Linked DNA regions of Homo sapiens: region 2 is linked to region 1. The links are chromatin loops, found by intact Hi-C in ENCODE. Cell type or tissue: IMR-90. All regions are shown on one strand. Each heading gives the region's core, and the rest is flanking DNA. Links, peaks and the distances in the headings are about the cores only.

Region 1 (2,910 bases), core at 223-2,722:
GAGGTGCACCCCACCCCCGCCGCCATCTCTATAAAAAATACAAAAATTAGCCTGGTGTCGTGGAACACACCTGTAGTCCCAGCTACTCAGGAGGCTGAGGTGGGAGGATTGCTTGATCCTGGGAGGTAGAGGTTGCAGTAAGCCGAGATGACACCACTCCCTCCAGTGTGGGCGACAAAGCCAGACCTTGTCTCAAAAAATAAAAATAGGGGCCAGGCGCGGTGGCTCATGCCTGTAATCCCAGCACTTTGGGAGGCCGAGGCGGGCAGATCACGAGGTCAGGAGATCGGGACCATCCTGGCTAACGTGCTGAAACCCCGTCTCTACTAAAAATACAAAAAATTAGCCGGGTGTAGTGGCGGGCGCCTGTAGTCCCAGCTACTCAGGAGGCTGAGGCAGGAGAATAGCGTGAACCCAGGAGGTGGAGCTTGCAGTGAGCCAAGATCACGCCACTGCACACTCTGGCCTGGGTGACAGAGCCAGACTCCGTCAAAAAAAAAAAAAAAATGCCATAAAGAATAAGGATCATTATACTTCACGTATGGATGGCAAAAGAGGGCCAAAAATAGATATGGAGATAATCCAGATAATCATTAAGTATATTTAAGAATAGTGTCAACTTTGACCATTGTAATTGGTATAAAAATATGACAGATTTCTGGATATTTATATCCAGATTATACAATATATACAGATTATATTTTATAGATACTAATGTTTGCCAACATTTCTAATATAGAGTTTGAAATGTTTCATCAAAACATTTAATACATGTAAAATATATACAAAGTTAAATACAGTAAAATCAAAATAATGTGGAAACTAGAATCTACTTGACATATCTCCCTAGCAAGATAGTGTTTTTTTCCAACTGTACTATATTATATGAAAGTCCTGTTGCTATGCATATTCTGTACATGCCATGGCTACGTCTACAAATATGAAACAGCTAGAATAAACGGAAAAATCTAAACACCAGAGATGTTTTTACGTGGTTGTATATGAAATTATCATGTTGACAAAACAGCCAGATAATAAAGTTTTCAAACTCAAGATTTTTGTCTTATATGTGTAACCTCTGTTCTATTTGTTACAAATTATAAGTCTATGTTACTTAAGTGTGTGAATGAATAAAGGAAACATCTAGTTTAAAAAAAAAAAAAAAAAGACCAGCCTGGCCAACATGGCAAAACCCCGTCACTGCTAAAAATACAAAAATTAGCCGGGCGTAGTGGCGTGCACTGTAATTCCAGCTACTCGGGAGGCTGAGGCAGGAGAATCGCTTGAACCCGGGAGACGGAGGTTGCAGTGAGCTGAGATTGCACCATTGCACTCCAGCCTGGGCAACAGAGCGAGACTCTGTCATTAACAAACCAACCAACTTCCCCCAGCGCTCAGGGGCCCACGCTGGGGAGCAAAGTGGGTCTCCTCTGAGACAAACGTGGAGACTGCTCGAGAGCGAGGGTGGAGAGGTGCTGGGGGCGCTGGTCGGGGCGCGGGTTGCGGGACGGGGAGGGGCTGGGCGGGGCGCTCGCGCTCGCCTTCTGCCTGAGGCCTGGTCTGGGGCCGCGGGTCCACACCGCCTCCTCGTGGACACTCGCCGCGAGGGCCCGCGCCGCCCGCGGAGGCTGGGCTTGAGCCCACGGGAAATGAATACGGATCCTATAAGATTCGAGCTTTCATCACTGGGTCACCAGACGGTTCTGGGCGCGTGTCCGGGGTTCATCCTGAATATGCGCTGATGGGGCCGCTGGGCACGGTGGCGGTGTGGCCGCAAGGCCCCGCGGGGCCGCGCCCACCCGGAGGGTCCCATACCAGCCCCTCCTCCGCGCCCAGGCCCTGGCTCTCCCCGCTGCACCCCCGCTGCCCGCAGCCCTGAGCGCGCCCCGCTTTCGCTGGCGGGACAGCAGCGTCCTGCCAGGGTCGCGGCGCCGCACAGCCCGAATACTTCCTCACGAAACTCCAGAGACCCCTTCTGTACCCGCTGTGTCCCCCGGCCTGCCAGTAGCTCATGGTTACCTCAGGGTCCCAGACGCTTAAATGGGTTCTGGAATTTTCTCTGCCTCCTCTTGCCTTCCGGGAGCAAATGCGATGGTGGCTGCCAGCTGCTCGCCTACGCTTTTCTGCTCCTAAGGGCTCGACAAGGCAAATGCATTGGCTCAGGTCAGGACAAAGAGCAGGATGATTTCCCAAGGTCCCGGGGCACTGGAGCTGCGGGGAAGGGCAGCGGCCCTGAGCCGGGACCCCTGTGTAGGGGAAGACCCCTGCCCCTCCTGGAGGCCGGCCGGCTCTTACGGGTTTTGGCCTAGCATCCCCATGTGTGTCCGGAATTGGTGGGTTCTTGATCTCACTGACTTCAGGAATGAAGCCGCGGACCCTCGCGGTGTTACAGTTCTTAAAGGCGGTGTGTCTGGAGTTTGTTCCTTCTGATGTTCGGACGTGTTCAGAGTTTCTTCCTTCTGGTGGGGTTCGTGGGCTCGGCGGACCCTGCACTCGGAGCAGCCAGCCGGCCCCACCGGCCACAGGCAGTGAGGGGCTTAGCACCTGGGCCAGCAGCTGCTGTGCTCAATTTCTCGCCGGGCCTTAGCTGCATTCCCGCGGGGCGGGGCTCGGAACCTGCAGCCCGCCATGCCTGAGCCTCCCCCGCTCCTCCGTGGGCTCCTGTGCAGCCCGAGCCTCCCTGACGAGCGCCGCCCCCGCTCCACGGCGCCTAGTCCCATCAACCACCCAAGGGCTGAGGAGTGCGGGTGCACGGTGCGGGACTGGCAGGCAGCTCCACATTCACTGGGTGAAGCCAGCTGGGCTCCTGAGTCTGGTGGGGACGTGGAGAACCTTTATGTCTAGCTAAGGGATTGTAAATTCACCAATCGGTACTCTGTATCTAGCTCAAGGTTCGTAAACACACCAATC
Region 2 (2,910 bases), core at 110-2,609, 99 kb before region 1:
TTTTTGTATTTTAGTAGAGATGGGGTTTCACCGTATCGCCCAGGCTGTTCTCGAACTCCTGAACTCAGGAAATCTGCCCACCTCGGCCTCCCAAAGTGCTAGGATTAAAGGCGTGAGCCACCACGCCCGGCCATAAATTCTGTTATTTAAGTGTTTTAGCAGGATAGCCTTATCCTGATCTCACAGGTCATAAAATGTAGGTCCTCGGAGATTGTGTCTTACCCTAAGGTAGAGACAGTAAGTTAACCAAACTCTCTAGTTGACAGTGTATAGGGGTTAAATGTGCCCCACATGGTCTCCACTCCAAAATGATTCTGTTCATATCAGAATAGAATCTTTTCTTTCTTATCTTTTCTCTGGGACTCAGTTTTTCCATCTATAAACAGGGTATAGTAGCCAGGCACAGTGGCTCATGACTGTACTCACAGCTACTTGGGAGGCTGAGGCAGGAGGATCTCTTCAGCCCAGGAGTTTGAGACCAGCCTGGGCAACACAGTGAGACCCTATCTCTTAGAAAACAAAACAACAAAACAAAACAAAAAAAAACAAGGTGTAGTAATGGCAACCATGAGTGATACAGTAAAATCAAAAATGCTGTCTGGAAAGCATTTAGAGTGTTTGGCAGACAGCAGACACTCACTGTAGGGTGGCTAAGATTACTGGACAAACCTAAGAACCAAGTATCCTGGCTTCCAAGCCTATGAACTTTCCACAGCACCAAATTGCTTCTTGCAATGATTTTTACTGTCAGTGACAACTGAAAATTTCTGATCCCTGTCATAACACTTGGTCTCCAAAATACATTAAATACTGTTTCTCATATATATAATTTGCTTCTAATTATTACTACCACTTTCCTATATTAACATTCAAATAATTTCTGAAGTCTAAAAATTCCAAGTAAAGCCTTGTACAGTGGCTCACAACTGTAATCCCAGCACCTTGGGAGGCAGAGGTGGGCAGATTGCTTCAGCCCAGAGTTTGAGACTAGCCTGGGCAATATGGCAGAACCCTAGCTCTACCAAAAAAAAAAAAAAAAAAAATTAAAAATTAGCTGGGCGTGGTGGCATGCACCTGTAGTCCCAGCTACTTAGGAGTCTGAGGTGAGAGGATCACTTGAGCCTAGTAGAGGCTGTAGTGGGCCATGACCATCCCACTGCACTCTAGCCTGGGTGACAGAGTGAAGCTCTGTCTCAAAAAAATTCAATAGGCATGACAGTACTGAGGTAGAGGGGAGAAGCCACACTCCAGAAGTCTCTATAGTTGGGTCATGGAGAGAAGTGGCAGATCCCATGCAACTTTTCAAATGCAACTGGAGCAGAGTCAAAGGATGACAATCATTTTCATGGAGTCAGCACTCAGTCACCAAATATCTACCAAGCACTAACTGTGAGGCTGCTATAGACCAGGCATTGCTCAGCAATCCACATTCTCAGGGGACATCAATGAACAAAACAAAGATTTCTTACATTCCTGCAGGGAAGCCAGGCAATAAACATGATAAATAAGTAAATCACACAGTCTGTTAGAAGGCGACAAGTGCTATGGGTAGGGAACTGGGAGTCCAGGGGGTGGGGAGGTGAGTCACATCATTAAGTAGGAAGAGCAAAGGAAAGCTCCCAGAGAAGGGGACAGCTAAGGAAGGACTCACAGACAAACAGGTGGTGAGAGCACTAGGCCAGGTGGCCATATATCCAGAAAGGCACTCCAGGCAGAGAGAAAGCTAGAGCCAAAACTCCAGGTAAGAACTGGCTTTTGTTTGGGAATGGGAGAGGGGAATAAGGCTGTCTGTTTATCATCTCCTTTCTTTAAGCATTGAGACAGTTCAGTTACATTTTGGTTAATAAGCAAAGATAAAAAGAGGCTAAGAAAAGAGCATCCTGTTTAATTTTAAATAGAAAACTAATGTCAGGGGTAGGATTTGAATCTACAGCTCCTAAAACCCTGGTTTGAACCTCTGAGACCCATTCAGTGAAGCTAGTTTCAATTCCTTCTGAGCGCATTCACTTTACCAGCTCTCAGCAGCATCTGGCACAGCTGCTCCCACTTTCAGGAGTCACTGTCCTCTTCCAGTTTTCAGACATCAGTTTCTGGTTTTCCTCCAACCTCTCCAGCTACTGCTGTGAGTCTCCCTTGCTGTTCTACCTCTTCTATCCAACTTCTACCTGCTGGGCTGCCCCAGTACCCTGAGCTGCTTGTCTTCCCTAGCTATACCATTGCCTTAAGCCAGGGGTGTCCAATCTTTTGGCTTCCCTGGGCCACACTGGAAGAAGAATTGTCTCGGGCCACACATAAAATACACTAACACTAATGATAGTTGATGAACTTAAATCTCATAATGTTTTAAGAAAGTTTACGAATTTGTGTTAGGCTGCATTCAAAGCTGTCCTGGGCCACATGTGGGCAACAGGTTGGACAAGTTTGCCTTAAAGGATCACACTGATCCAGGCCCATCCTTGGCTCTAAATACCACCTCCACCAGTGGTTCTCAGCCCTCGTCATACATTAGAGCCACCTAGATAGATTTAAAACAAACCATGGCTAGACCCAAACCCAGACCCACAGAATCTGAATCTCTAGGAATGGAGCTTGGGCATGAGCATTTTTAAAGGTGAGTCAAATGTGCACTCACAGTTGAGAACCACTGATTTATATACACTAATGGGCCCCAAATTTTTATCTCTAGCCCTAAACTCTTCCCTGAGGCCAAACTTGTATGTCCAAATGCCAACAAAACATCTGTTTGAATATTTAAAGTCTACTCAAACCTAACTTATTCAAAATAAGACTCTTAATCTCTAGTCTTGTCTCTCTGTATCTAAACTCATAAACTCTTAATAATTCATTCTCCATAAAGGTATTAATATATTTAAATGTCGCACCCTACTTAATTTGGGAGTGGTAGCTCAT

Evidence for each region. A loop is a pair of places that touch in the nucleus more often than their neighbours do. Peaks named below come from ENCODE experiments on the same cell type or tissue, not always from the same donor. Only the 100,000 strongest peaks of a DNase experiment are listed, where the experiment ranks them.
Region 2: a loop joins it to region 1, with 4 times the contacts of the local background. A loop is called at or near these places in 12 of 110 quality-filtered maps.

The regions. Positions count from the first base shown.
Region 1 is chr4:2,762,959-2,765,868 of GRCh38, reverse strand. It overlaps LOC102723763 (a long non-coding RNA gene), which reads right to left. Exons shown (of 3, transcript XR_001741552.2): 2 at 2,020-2,129. Among named protein-coding and RNA genes, the nearest start is that of TNIP2, 8.1 kb to the right of the region's middle. RefSeq lists a silencer at 1,349-1,898 and an enhancer at 2,089-2,657. In IMR-90, for the core only: a CTCF peak has its summit at 1,600 (motif pointing left); no DNase peak of the experiment used is centred there; H3K4me3 peaks cover 678 bases; H3K27ac peaks cover 140 bases.
Region 2 is chr4:2,861,353-2,864,262 of GRCh38, reverse strand. The region is part of intron 1 of ADD1 (adducin 1); the gene reads right to left. Among named protein-coding and RNA genes, the nearest start is that of ADD1, 19 kb to the right of the region's middle. RefSeq lists enhancers at 689-1,400, 1,401-2,113, 2,195-2,274. In IMR-90, for the core only: no CTCF peak of the experiment used is centred there; no DNase peak of the experiment used is centred there; H3K27ac peaks cover 198 bases.